Regions from separate parts of the Mus musculus genome. Here regions 1 and 2 are each linked to region 3. Evidence: chromatin contacts called from ENCODE Hi-C or POLR2A ChIA-PET data. All regions are on one chromosome and are shown on one strand. The core of a region is the stretch at or near the end of the contact, and the rest is flanking DNA. Distances in the headings are between cores, read along the strand shown. Region 1 overlaps Gm29938 (a long non-coding RNA gene). Region 2 holds the start of Foxp4 (forkhead box P4). Region 3 holds the start of 1700122O11Rik (RIKEN cDNA 1700122O11 gene).

Region 1 (4,799 bases), core at 1,210-3,709, 64 kb before region 3:
TGAGGAGCTCAAGGACAGCCTGGGCTACATTGAGAGACAGCATCTTAAAACAATAAAGCAAACTTGAACTTGCATGTACTGAAGCAGCTTGGTTTTAAGGGGTGGAAATGAAAAGAAAAGTCATATTTTACAGGGTTTGGGATGTAGGTCAGTTGGTAGAGTGCCTTCCTAGCATTCAGAAAGTCATGGTGCTGAATAAACCCAACATAGTGGGGTGTACCTGCCATCCCAGCACTTGGAAAGTAGAGGCAGGAAGACCAGTAGTTCAAGGTTATCCTTCACTACATAGTCTGAAGACAGCCTACACTATACGAGACTTAGTCTTTAAAACAATCGTGTTGTGATATGGTAAAGATTAAAGGATGACCGAGTGAAAACAGGCCCATTATTAAATATATGAAATACCTATCTATCTATATGAAATCTATCTATCTATCTATCTATCTATCTATCTATCTATCTATCTATCTATCTATCTATCTCTATGTAGCTGGCTGGACCCTCATTTCCAGTGATGTGCTCCCATGTTCACTGAATTCAGCTTTGACTACAAAACCAGGGATCTTTTTAAAGTAATGTGTAACACGCATTTGTACGTGCACGGTTACATGTGTATATGTACAAGACACCCATGTCTTTCTCTATTGCTCTCCATTCTTTCTTTCTTAATATTTATGCATTTTGTGTGCATGGGTGTTCAGCTTGCACCTGTGTCTGCGCACCACATCCATGCCAGGTGCCAATGAAGGTCAGAAGAGGGCATCAGATCCCCTGGAACTGGAGTTACAGATGGCTGTAAGCTACCATGTGGGTGCTGGGAACTGAGCCAGAGTCCTCTGCAAGGGCAGCCCCACCTTCACTTTTTTTCTGATACTGAACTGACCACTCACTGTTTTCACAACATTGGCTAACCAGCAAGTCCCTGGGATCTATCTGCCTGCCTCCAGGCTGCCCTAAACCCAGCTCTGGAGCTCTAGGTGTGTGTGTGTGTGTGTGTGTGTGTGTGTGTGTGTGTGTGTGTGTGTGTGTACACCATGCCAACGGTTGTGTGGGGACCTAAACTCACATCTTCATACTTGTGCAGCAAGGACTTTACCCTCTGAGCCATCTCTCTAGTCCGAAATCTGAGGATCAGCTTCAAGGACTTGAAGAACACCCCAGTTGTCTAACCTTGGGTAACTGGCATCCAGGGAGTTTGTAATTTCCTCCCAGCAGCAGATGGGTATTCACCAGGTCTCAGCTGAAGTCGCTGTTACTGGCATTTCAATAGTGCTTTGCTTCTTTAAAAAAAAAAAACAAAAAAACTTGTATTTATTAGTATTATTATTGGTGTGTGTGTGTACGTACATACCAGAGCAGTTATGTAGATAGAGGTCAGAGAATAACTCTGTAGAGTGGGTTCTTTCTTTCTGCCTTAACTCTGGGTCCTGGAATTGAACTCAGGTTATCTTCACCCCCTGAGCCATCTCATCTGACCATTTTTCATGATAATATATATGAGTGTGTGTGTGAATTATCTATCTGAAATATCTATCTATCTATCTATCTATCTATCTATCTATCTATCTATCTATCTCCAGGCTCCCCAGCTGGCAAGTTTTCCCTGGAAGCTGTCAAGCCCTCCTAGGAAGATGTACTGAGAATGTAAAAACATAAAGAGTGGAGAGCAACAGTGGAGGACATGGGCTCTGCCCTCTGGCCTACACACACACACACACACACACACACACACACACTCACACCTATGCATATATATATGCGTGCCACAAATACATAAAAAGATCCCTGATTTTGAAGTCAAAGTTAAATTCAGTGAACATGGGAGCACCTCACTGGGACATTATGAGGATCCAGCCAGTTGGTACAAACTGAAGCTTGTCCCGGGGATCACCATACTAACCAAGGAAGAAATTGGCTCCTTTGTTTCTTTTTTTTCCAACACTTTGTAACAAGGTCTCGGTATTTGAAGGGCCTAACACTTACTAAAGAAGGATGACCTTGAACCCCAGATCCTTCCACCTCCCAAGTGCAGGATTGAACCCAGAGAGCTTCAGCAGGCTAGGCAAGCTCTCTACCAACTGTGCTACACTCCTGGGACTCCACGGGCATCTACAGTTTAGTTTGTTGACTTCCGGTCTCTCTACGTAGTATCTTTTATCTTTACTAAACATGTCAACTTCGCTGGACAAGCACATGCCCGGCCATGCAGCTCTGGCCCCTAAGCCTGACGCAATGTGTGACCGATATTTACTCCACGAGTCAGTGAAAACTCAAAAGCCTGTCCGCAAGGCTTGGAAAGCTCGCTGACATCGTGAGAACCGCTCCTCAAGTTTGGATCCTCCACATGGAGGACCCGCAGCTGCGCCAAGAGTCCTGTTAGGGGTCGAGAGAGTTGGCCTCTGGTCCTTTTCGCTGTCCAGCTGCAGAGCCACTTCTCGGATGGCCAAGCCCTCGCTGTTTTGCTGTGTGCTTCCCCAGACCGTGGGAGATCAGCGTGCTCAGGGCTCTCCCCCACCCCAATGTAGATGCTGGTCTCCAGGGAGTTCCTGCCAGCTGGGAGTGTAGGGATTTGGGGATAATTCAGCCACTTAATTAATGAAGAAGAAGGGGAAGATAAAGGCAGGGGAGGGACGCAATCCCGGAAGAAAAAGTCACCCTGGCTGGCCAGCTGCCCCAGCCACTCCCTTCTCTGCATGCCCCGCCAGTTCCCGCCGCCGCCACTGACTTTCTGACTTCTTAACTTGTCAGCAAATCCCAGAGTTAAAAATGCACACGCACCCCGGCCAGCCGCCAGCAGGCCCGTCTGGCCGCGGCTCCAGATGTGGGGCCACCGCGCGGGCCGCCCGCCCCGCCGCGCAGACTAAACAATCGGCCTTGGCCGTGAGCGCAGCGCAATTCCAGATGCCGCGTCGCCCGCGCCGAGCGCTAATTGGGCCGCGGGCGCGAGGCTCTGTCAGCGCCAGCTTGGCCCTGCCCGGGACGGCCTTGGCACGACGCCGGCCCGCTGGGCTACCTAGGGCGGGGGCGGAGTGGGGAGACTGATCAAAATGGGTGTGGGGGGAGTGTAGAGGGAGAGAGACTCGGGCAGCAGACAGACAGACACAGACAAATAGACACAGAGACACTAATACACACACAGATAGGCAGACAGACACACAGGCAGGCAGGTAGGCAGGCAGGCAGACACAGACACACACGCCCCACATACTTTGACCTCAGAGTTTCGAAGATCAAGAACACAGACAGGGGCAGATTCAGGAAGGGTCAGAGCGGGCCTCGGTAAGGTTTAGCTACGGAGACGAGGAGAACCTCCCTGCCTGGAGGCAGAAGACAGGGAGAGAGACTGTGAGCTGGAGACAACTATAACCGGCGGATTGACCCACCATCACCAAGAGCACTGATGGACAGCAACGTGGCGGGTGGCCAGCGGCGGACCTTAATATACGTCCATCTCTCTATTCCATGGGCTCTTCTTCCCACATTTTCACCTTTTCTAATTTTTCCGGAGTCTGGGACTGAGTCTGCCCGCCAGCACAGTGTGAACCTATCTTGGCTGGGTGAAGGAGATGCCCTTGTCCCCACACAAACCTGAAATGTGGACATTTCACCTCAAACACAAGCTTGGAAACACCAATACACCTTAGACATCGTGCTGGTGAGACTGTTCTGAGGCAGAGGGATGTCCCAAATGACTTCTTGTTCACCTCCCGCAGGCAGCCACACAGTCGGGACGCCTCCTTTTCTATATGCTGGGGAAGAGGGTATTCCACTAGTTCCGAGACTAGGGGATGATTTGCTAGAGGCCTGAGGCAGGGAAGCCCAATGGAGACCACCCGTGGGAGCCGGGAACCCGGCATCCCGCCCCCGCTGGCGGCCCTGGCAGCCCAGGGGGCGAGCGCCGAGGGCAGTGCGGCGGCCGGGGCGGCTCTCAGAGGCCCCTCTCTGACAATCTTTCCTTTGTTTGTTTTCTTAAATCTGGGAGGCCCGAATTCCTGCCGGATTCCGTAGGTTTCACTCAGGAAGGAGGCGCCCCCATCCCCCTCACGCCGGGCAGGGGCTGCGCCGGGGGAATGGCAGGTTCTTCCCGGAGGAAGGAGGCTCACAGCCCCGCGGCCCGGGCAGGCGGAATCCCGGGCGCCCTGCCCGCGCGTGCCACCACGCAGCCCCAACCGAGGAGAGGGAGCATTGGAAGGGGATGGGGGGCGCAAGCCAAGATCGCTTACACACACACACACACACACACACACACACACACACACACACACACGAGGAAAGTGCTTCATCCCAGACTCAGCCCACACCCTTCCATCCCCCACCCACATCCCTCTCATATTTTGGTCTCCAAACTTGAGCCTCATTAATTTCCAAAAAAAAAAATTTCCCCCAATAAAAGGCAAACATGGAAAGAAAAACAAACTATTAGAAAACAGAGGAGGGCGGAAATGTTATTTAAAAGGTTACCAGACCACATCATTTTCCAGTGATATTATATACTCCCAGCAGTATCCAAAATATATATGGGATCTGAGCCAAGAATGAAAAAAAAAAAAAAACCATAAAAACCCTTCACTTAGACACAACATCTGGACCGGAGAGCGAACAAACCCTCCATTTATCACACTTAATCCTCCGTAGAAGCAATCGACGGTTGACTTCTGTTTTGCTAATTTAGCTGCTTTCAAGCGCCCGCCCAGTCCAGACTGGGAATTCGGTGTCACTTGTGGAGAGCCCAGCCCTGCCCTGCCCCCGACCGAGTTAGCTCCCTCCTTCGCAGAGGGAAAGGAAAAAAAAAGAGAGAG
Region 2 (4,587 bases), core at 4-2,503, 110 kb before region 3:
TAGATTAGTTCCCCACCGATCAGCTCCGGCGCACGTAAATAAATAAATAAATAAATAAATAAATAAATCACAGGGGCCATTACCAGTCTCTCTCAAGTCCCCAAGAAGTTTTCCGCTTTATCTCAGATCTGATTAAGAGATGCGGGAGTGGGGGGGGAGGTTGACTAGTCTCAGCACTTTCGAAGTGTGACCTCCACAAACCAAGGCGATGAGGTGTTTGAGATTGTTGCCCCCCCCAACACACACACCAACACACACACACAGACTCAAGTCTTTCTGTTTGTCCTGGGGAGTCCCGTGCAGACTGGACTTGGGGGGATCCCAGTTCACCACTTCCCTTCCCGGCTCAGGAAAGTCCGGGCCGGGAAGTATTCTTTGTCTCACTCCGGGAGGGGGGGTCGCGCCCCCTAACACCCCATTCCCAGCAGCGAGGCCAGGAGGGGGCGGAGCCCAGATTCTTGGGGCAGGGCGGGCCTCAGTGGCTTCTCCAAGCCGCCCCCCCTCCGCCCCGGCCAGCTTCCCGCTGCCCCCCAGCCCCGCGCCTCAGCCCCCACCTGTTCCCCAGACAGCTCCGATCGGCTGGGGGCCCGGGCCGGGGGCAGGGTCTCTCAACTCACCAGGGTCAGTGCTCCGCGGCCGGCCCAGCTGGAACAAAGTGCTCCGGCCCGGGGCCGGGCTCCTCCGGCGGCCGACGCGCCTCGGGCGGGCAGTTTGCAAACACAAAGTGAGCCGGGGAGCAGGCGAGAGAGTGAGCGAGCTAGGGAGTTGGACGAGTCCCCGGCCCAGCCCCCACCCGGATCCCTGGGGTCCCTGAATCGGCCACCTACCTGTCCGGCCCGGCCGCTCAGTGCGGGCTCCGGCCCGTCAGCCCGCACGGGGCATGGGGCTCGCTCGGGTCGCAGCCCGGGCCCGCCGCCACTCGCCGGGGCTGCCCCTGCGCTCCGAAGCGATCTTTCTAGCGCCGATCGCCGCGCGCCTTAGCCCCTTGGGGGCATCGCACTTTGGAGGATGGCTTGGCTCTCTCCAGCTTCCGATCGTCCTTCCCCGGGCTCCGGCGACGCTCCTGAGCTCGCTCCGGCTCCGGGGCTCCGGGACCCCGGCGTCCCCGCCCCCGGCCCAGCCCTGGTTCCGGCCCGGGCTCCTCCCCGCCGCGCCGCGGCCGCCTGCGCCGCGCCCTGATCGCGTGTTGGGGGGCTCCGTCCCGGCAGCTGGTGGCACTGTCCGGTCCGTAGGGGCGACCGGCTCCGGACTCCGAGGGGCTGCGACTGAGCCCCGGCTGCGAGTGGCTGCGAGCGATCGGCGCGCGGGCGGGGCACACCGGGCGGGGGGACCGGAGGGGTGGAGGGAAGGAGGGAGCGCGCCGAGCGACAGGGAGGAGGGAGCGAACGAGCGAGCGGCGGAGGGAGGGGAGACTAACTTCTAGTGCTACCATAATTCGCCTAAAGCAGGTGCAGCCACTTTTCCCCCTGAGAGGCGGCCAGCGGCAAGCCGAAGAGGACCACGTGGACCAAACTTTGGGGAAGGAAAAAATGGGGACGTGGGGCTACCGATCTGCCAAAGTCGATAGGCCGTAGAGTTTCACAGTGGACTGGGGACCCATCCGATGGGAGGCTTTATTAACTCTGGCCTTTTCCTGGAACCTGGAGGTACGGCCAAGTCCTGCTGGCACACGGTTCACTGGTTTCGGGCGGGCTGCGCCTGGCGCGGGGAGTGGTCAGGACCCCCCCCCCCCCAGTCCGAAGCCGACGTCCAGCGCGGGCCCTGCCGCGCCTCCCTCTGACTCCCCACTGTGTGGGGGCTGGGGCTGGGGAGGCTCTTTCTGGGCTTTGTGAACAGTCTTTTCTCCCATCCCGGCGCGCACGCGCTGCCGCCTCGGTCTGCAAAGGGGAATTTCCTATAAAGTGCTGTGAGAACCGATGGAGAAAGGGCTTCAGGCTGGATCCACGCGGGCCAAGCACAGAGCAAAGTCGAGGCAATTATCTGAACAAATTAGATTGTAAACAAAACTTGGCGTCCCTGAATACCGCTTGTGCCCAGGGGGACCGTGAGGATGGGGGTGGGGGTGGGGTTGGGGACGCTGGTGTGTGTTTGGGTTGGGAGGGGGAAGTCCGGGCACGGAAAGGCCCAGGTTCCGAGGGGGAGGACTAAATTGGGTAGCAGGAGCCAGGCTCAGACTGGTGGAGAACTGAGAGAGAGAGAAAAAAAATCCTCCCACTCTCTACCCAAACATCTTCCCTTTCGGGTGTGTGAAGAGGTGAGGGGCACGCCTCAGGGACCCTCCGTGTTTGGCCCACCCTGCCCAGAGAAGTTATGGGTTGAGCACAGGAAGGCAGTGACTCTGGGAGACCCTGTTGGCTTCGGGTTACCTTGAGGCAGGTGACCAAGGGCAGGCAGACCCCATGGAGGATGAACTGGGTAAGGACTGGGCCTGGTTTCCTGGGGATAACATATTTTGGAGAAAACTCTTAAAAAAAAAAAAAACACAACAACAACAACAAAAACGGGTTTCTGAGATAACAGCTTAAGCAATTTCTGCTCACCTATTCTGCCCCTTTTCCGTGGGCCAGGAGCTGAAAGGTGGTAGTTACAACCCAGCTCTGAAGCATCTCTGTTTGCGCAAGTGGACAGACACAAAGAGGGCAAACATAGACCCTGCTGAAATTTGGAGACACACAGATGTCAAGCTGGATAGGGCTGCTGTGCAGCTTGTTTAGGTATTTGCGTTGCGGGATGCGTTGAGCAAATCGCCTCCGGAAGTGCTAAACACAAGCTCTCCCACCTAGCCACGCCCACAGCCCAGCTCTTTTATTTGGACTGCATGGTGACCGGTCCAGTAGAAATGAAACTCAAATGACAGTAGGTGTAGTGGCCAGCTCTTGGGTGGTAAGGGCAGAAGGTTCAGCAGTTCAAGGTCATCTTTAACGACAGATGGGGTTCCAGGCCAGCTTGGGCTACAAGAGGCCCGGTTTCAAAAATCCAAACCAGTGCTGGTCAGATTGCTCAATGGATAGAGACACCTATCAATTCCCTAAAGTTGGACCCTGGGACCCACATCTTGAAAGTATTCTCTTGGGCGGTTAAGAGCACTGGCTGCTCTTCCAGAGGTCCTGAGTTCAATTCCCAGCAACCACATGGCTCACAACCATCTGTAATGGGATCCGATGCCCTCTTCTGGTGTGTCTGAAGACAGCAACAGTGGACTCATAGAATAAATAAATAATTCTTAATAAAAAAAGAAAGTATTATCTGACTTCTGCGCATGCATGCACACACATAAAATAAATTGTTATTTTTTTTTTGTTTTTAAAACATCTTTTAATCCAAAACAAACAACCAAAGTCAAGGACTAGATAGTAGCTACCATGTCAATCTTACCTCCTGGCAGGTATGCTGGCTCTTGAATCTTCATGATTATTCCACAGGGAAGATCTTTTGTTAGCTCTGCTTTATCTAGGAGGAAACTGAGGCCAAAAGGACACTTGCCATGTCGAAGTTTACACCCTAGCTGGATGGAGCAGTTCCAACCGGAGCAGTTTGTCTCGGACAGGGTTTTATTCTGGAGCTCTTGAACCGGAGGGTCTTTGTATTGCCTTGTGTGGAGAGGCAGCTGAGTGGCATCATGGTGTACAGACAACCAGGGACCCTTGGGCTAGTGACCCTGCTCCAAAGTTTTCTTCCCATCTTGTCTACAACAGGGGCTAAGGGGAAAGTAGCAATGAGAGACTGACTAGGACAGAGAAGGCAGGTGTGCGCCGTCACAGAACTCTGCCCCCTTACTTTGCCACAACAGTTCCTTCCTTGCTCCCACAGGGCATGCTGGGAAAATAACTTTTGCTTTTTTTTTTCTTTCGTTTCAGTTTACCCCTCTACTCAGGCCTACTCAGTCCCCTGCGGGACTGTGGAATTTGCGAGTCAGAGTGGGAAGCCCAAGGGAGTCAGAAGACCCCATCTTGTCCTAATTGAGGCAATTCAGGGGAGAAAACAGACCTCTTGAAAGAAGGTAACAGAACAGACAATGTCTTGGTCACAGTAGCCAGTTCAGAGTCCTTTCTCTCAGTTTGTGTCAGTTTGGAGGGGTTCCCCCACAGGAATCCTGTCTTAGACAGGGTTTCTATTCCTGCACAAATATCATGACCAAGAAGCAAGTTGGGGAGGAAAGGGTTTATTCAGCTTACACTTTCCACATTGCTGTTCATCACCAAAGGAAGTCAGGACTGGAACTCAAGCAGGTCAGGAAGCAGGAGCTGATGCAGAGGCCATGGAGGGATATTCTTTACTGGCTTGCTTCCCCTGGCTTGCTCAGCCTGCTCTCTTATAGAACCCAAGACTACCAGCCCAGAGATGGTCCCACCCACAAGGGGCCTTTCCCCCTTGATCACTAATTGAGAAAATGCCTTACAGTTGGATCTCATGGAGGCATTTCCTCAACTGAAGCTCCTTTCTCTGTGATAACTCCAGCTGTGTCAAGTTGACACAAAACTAGCCAGTACAAATCCTAAGTTCCCCAAGGGCCTCACTGTGACTCCTCCTATCCCAGCATGCAAGGCAAGAGCAGAAGCCCAGGCGGTCCCCTCCCCACAAGTCCCA
Region 3 (3,900 bases), core at 699-3,198:
AGCCCCCTTGACCAGAATAGGAACAACTTGAGCAGCCGAATAAATACACCAGCGTTACATACTCCAAGTGTATTATAAATATCCCCGAGTCCATAATGACTTAAATAATAAAGTAAATGAGAGTGAAATCTCTGTGCTAAGCGATGTGAACAAAAAGCTAAGACTGTAGCTCAGACTGTACACTGGGCATTGCCTGTAGCCCAAGTACTCCAGAGAGAGGCAGGAGGATTAGAGGTTCCAGGTCTTTCTTGGCTACATAGCGAGTTTGACATCAGTCTGGGCAACAAGAGACCCGGGAGGGAGGGAGGGAGGAACCTGACCTATGTTTCAATCTTTTAGAAATATCGTGAAGATTTCATGAGCTAATACATCTCAAAGTGCCTAGAACTGTGTTAGACTGTTGCTGGTGTAACAAAAAAATATTTATTTTGAAGGAAGATGAGGCAAAGGGTTGCCCCAGGCACCTGGGGTGTGGGTGACCTCTTTGGCAGAGGGTGTGTGTTGTCCCTTAAGAGCAGAGCTCTTGGAGGGAGGGTTGATAATAACCGGAGGCCACATTGACATTGCGGTCTGCTGTTGCCCTGTCTTGGGCATAGTAGATCTCTTAGGGGAGACCTTGGGTGGAAGTCTGGGAACTGCTTTGGGCATCTTCAATCTGGACGCTGATAGAGGCTCCATCAGAGGCTGGTTTCTTAGCCAGCTAGACTCTTCTCTAGATCCCAATGAGGGCAAGGTTTTAGGGGTGGGGCAGGAAGTCATGGAGGGTAGGGGGTGGAGCCTCATCTTTGAGCTCAATCTGCAGCCGCAGAGGCAGGTTCCACGGAGTGAGGGCAGGGAGAAATCTTCCCACCACTGGGCTTGCTCTGGGGAGGGCCTGGGCCAAGCCATCAGGCCCCACACTGAGTTCTGCTTGGGTACTCCAAGAAGGGCCTTGATCCTGAGCAAAAGGAAGGAAGAGTGGAGTCAGGGAGTGGAGATAGAGGGGCAGCGGACCGATATGGTCATAGAGTGAGGCTCTCCAGAGCCGGGAGGGACAGGAGGAAGAAGGAAGGCGCTGTGTCTCAACACACCTGTTTTGTTCTTCTTTCTCTTGCTCTTGGTCTACATTCTCCTTCCCTGTTTCTTCTTCTTCCTCCTCTTCCTCAAGTTTTATTTTGTTCCAAATATCTTCCAATGATGAGATCTTGGACATAGGACTGAAGATAGAATTCACCCATCTTTCCTCTTAAAAAAAGGGGGGGGGATGGTAGGAACCTCATATCAAGAGAATCCAGGATTGACAGATTCAGGGTTGGGGAAGAACCAAATTCCTTCCCTAGCTCACACTCTCACCCCAGATTTAGGCCTTAGGCCTACCAACGCTGGACTATTTGGATGGCAATCTTGCCACTTAGAATATAGTGACAAACCCCCCTAGCTTTTTTTTTTTTTCTGAGGCAGTGTCTCACTATGTAGTCCAAGCTGGCTTCAAACTCTCAATTCCCCTGACTGATGCAGTCTTCCAAGTGCTGGATCACAGATTTGTGAGGCTACACCTGGCTCTCAGTCCCCTCTGCCTGACAAAAACTCTACCAGTTAGGTGACTCAAGGCCCAAGCCTGGACCATTCATCACTTTGACAGATGCTTTGAATCAGTCCCCTCAGTCCCTCTCTCCTCCGATGGCTACCATTACCTTTGTTTGTACCTGGCACGTCAGGGACGCTTACAGAGAGCCTTACTAAGCCATAGTGGGGCTTTCTTCCTTGAACACACACACACACACATGCACAGGAACACGCACACACGCACGCACACACACTTCTAACCAGTACTTCTGTATAGATTTGGGGTTGAGATTATTTCTGCTCATGTCTGTCCATGAGACAGACCTCCAAAGTCACTTGGCCAGTGGCTGACAGGCCACGGGACATGCCCATGCCACTCCATCCTATCCACTCGGAGTAGAAGGGAAGGGAATGTGAGCAAGAACTTCTTTATCTTAGCTTAAAGGGAGGAGCCACACCTCCAAACCTATTGTGACATCATCCTTGTGAGCCATAAGTCCAAAGGAGCCATCATGTCTTTACCAAATCTAGCTCCTTAGGGTCTCTGGGATGTTAACTCTCCTTCCATTTCCCCAGCTCCTCTGTGGAATGGATGAGATACCACAGAGCCCACAGTTCAGCTGGGGACCCCTCTCCTCTGAAGAGTCAGGTGCTGCTGGGATTAAAGGTAGCACCAGCAATGCCTGACTGGTTTTGAGACAAGATCTCATGATGTAGTCCAAGTTAGTCTGCTACTTCCGACCTGTTTGTCTCCACCTTCAAAGATTAGTATGTGGGCAGATACCCTTGTGCCTGACCTTGAGAGTGTTTCTAGACATTGATGATAAACTTCGATGCTCACTACATTTGACTGGAGAAGGAGAATCTGATGTGGGTATTTTGTTCTTGCTTTTGACAAGTCTCTTGGTTAGCCCAGGCTGGTTTCAAACTCATTATCCTCCAGTCTCAGCCCCCTGAATACTGGAATAGCGGGCATGGAGAGCCTAAATTTCTACAGTAGTATAGCTGGAGTCCTAAGCTTAGGCTAATTTCTGAGCAGGAACGTGAAGAACTGGCAAGATCTCTCTGCCCTCCAGTTGGTGCTGAAATGCCCCTGACCTGGAACCTCACAGTCTTCTTTCTGTTCCTGCTGTGGAACTTTAAGGTGTGTGGTTGTCTTGGGAGTATGCAAGGGGATGGGTATACCAAGTGTCCCTTCGTGGCTCTTGTCTCTCTTCCTTGTTTTTATTGGCTAGAGTAAAGAGATCAAGTCCAGCACAACAGCTGGCCTGCCTGTCTAGGGAATCTTAGAGAAGAAAGGGCTAGGGTTTGATGACCTAGAAGGCCGAGGAACACAATCCAGGCTGAAGAAGGAAGCCTGCAGGTAAGTGTGAAGTGAACGCTTGGGATTTCCTTACTGGCTACCCTGGGCAAGCATCTCCATCTCCTAGAGCCCCATTATCTTCATCTGCAAAGTGGAACGCAAGTTGGTTCCCATCTCTCCAGCTCATGCAGAGAGAGTAGATGGTGCAAGAGAAAAGGAGTGGCTGGCACACAGTAGGACCCCAGATATTGCAAATAATACATATTGCCGGCCACAAAGTGTTGTGCACTTTCCTTCGAGTCCCACCTCTCTACCATCTGCCTCTACTTAAAAACAATCCCTCCCTCCCACGTGAGTAATTTTCCCTCTCAGTAGCTCCCTGAAGCTGACAGCAACCAACTCTGGGCGGAGTCCCGCAGAGGCTCCTGCCCATTAGTCAGGGTTTCCAAGGCCCTGCCTGGGACTCCCCCCTCCTCCCTCTAGGCAAGGACAGGAAGTGGGGACTTTGAGAGTTGCAGTCTTCCCCCGCAGTCACTATGCCTGCAGTCAGTCAGTGTCTCCCACGGAGGGCGAAACACGGGCCACCTGCTTCTGCCTTCTACTGTTCAGTCCCTGCAGTGGTCCTGACGGCCGGGCAACTGGGCAACCCGTGTGGGCTTGAGCTCTAGGATAAATTTACTACGCGACGTTGAAGAAGCTGTCCTCTGGGTCTCAGTGTAAAAGATAAAAGATAAAAAGCGGCTGCCCCTTGCTGCCTAGTGTATTGACATAAGTTCCATTCCAGGGACCCCTAAGTGTGGAAGGCAAAACCTGGTTCTCACAAGTTGTCCTCGGGCAACTGCCCCTCCCCCAATAAAGTTAATTTTTGAAACAACAACAACAACAACAACAATTTTATAATTTAATGATACACGTTGTTCAAATAGAGGAAGAGGAGGAAGTTGAAATGGGAGTTTACTCAGTAGAGTCCAGGCGCTGGTCTTTAAGGGACATCGATTCCGGAAACTATCTAAATTGTGGCCTCCAATTGCCCAGAAAATCCCAGGATCGAG

What was found. Hi-C counts contacts between places; a loop is a spot of excess contacts on that map. ChIA-PET counts read pairs that join two places held with the same protein, here RNA polymerase II (POLR2A).
Region 1: a loop to region 3 is called in a map of gastrocnemius, with 2.5 times the contacts of the local background. The contact joins the enhancer-like site here to the promoter of 1700122O11Rik in region 3. A Hi-C loop is called at or near these places in 7 of 37 maps with a recorded cell type or tissue (T-helper 17 cell, T-helper 2 cell, gastrocnemius and 2 more).
Region 2: a map of left cerebral cortex shows a loop between it and region 3 (2.6-fold over the local background). The contact joins the promoter of Foxp4 here to the promoter of 1700122O11Rik in region 3. A Hi-C loop is called at or near these places in 21 of 37 maps with a recorded cell type or tissue (Patski, T-helper 1 cell, T-helper 17 cell and 6 more). POLR2A ChIA-PET finds 5 or more read pairs at or near these places in 2 of 5 experiments (both embryonic stem cell).

Annotation. Positions count from the first base shown.
Region 1 is chr17:47,971,411-47,976,209 of GRCm38, forward strand. The region is part of intron 1 of Gm29938 (a long non-coding RNA gene); the gene reads right to left. Among named protein-coding and RNA genes, the nearest start is that of Gm29938, 3.1 kb to the right of the region's middle. Within about 2 kb of position 2,460, at least 2 of the 3 ENCODE cell types and tissues checked have a DNase peak (open chromatin) inside an H3K27ac peak, as active enhancers do; they include gastrocnemius and heart, where a contact is called at or near this core.
Region 2 is chr17:47,923,379-47,927,965 of GRCm38, forward strand. Foxp4 (forkhead box P4) reads right to left here and starts at 1,254. Exons shown (of 17, transcript NM_001110825.1): 1 at 828-1,254. Gm46601 (a long non-coding RNA gene) reads right to left here and starts at 3,461. Exons shown (of 3, transcript XR_003952247.1): 1 at 3,376-3,461; 2 at 2,541-2,655; 3 at 2,096-2,436.
Region 3 is chr17:48,036,345-48,040,244 of GRCm38, forward strand. It overlaps 1700122O11Rik (RIKEN cDNA 1700122O11 gene), which reads right to left and starts at 1,949. Exons shown (of 3, transcript NM_029689.1): 1 at 1,870-1,949; 2 at 1,071-1,224; 3 at 401-937. The coding sequence starts at 1,927. The coding sequence ends at 424.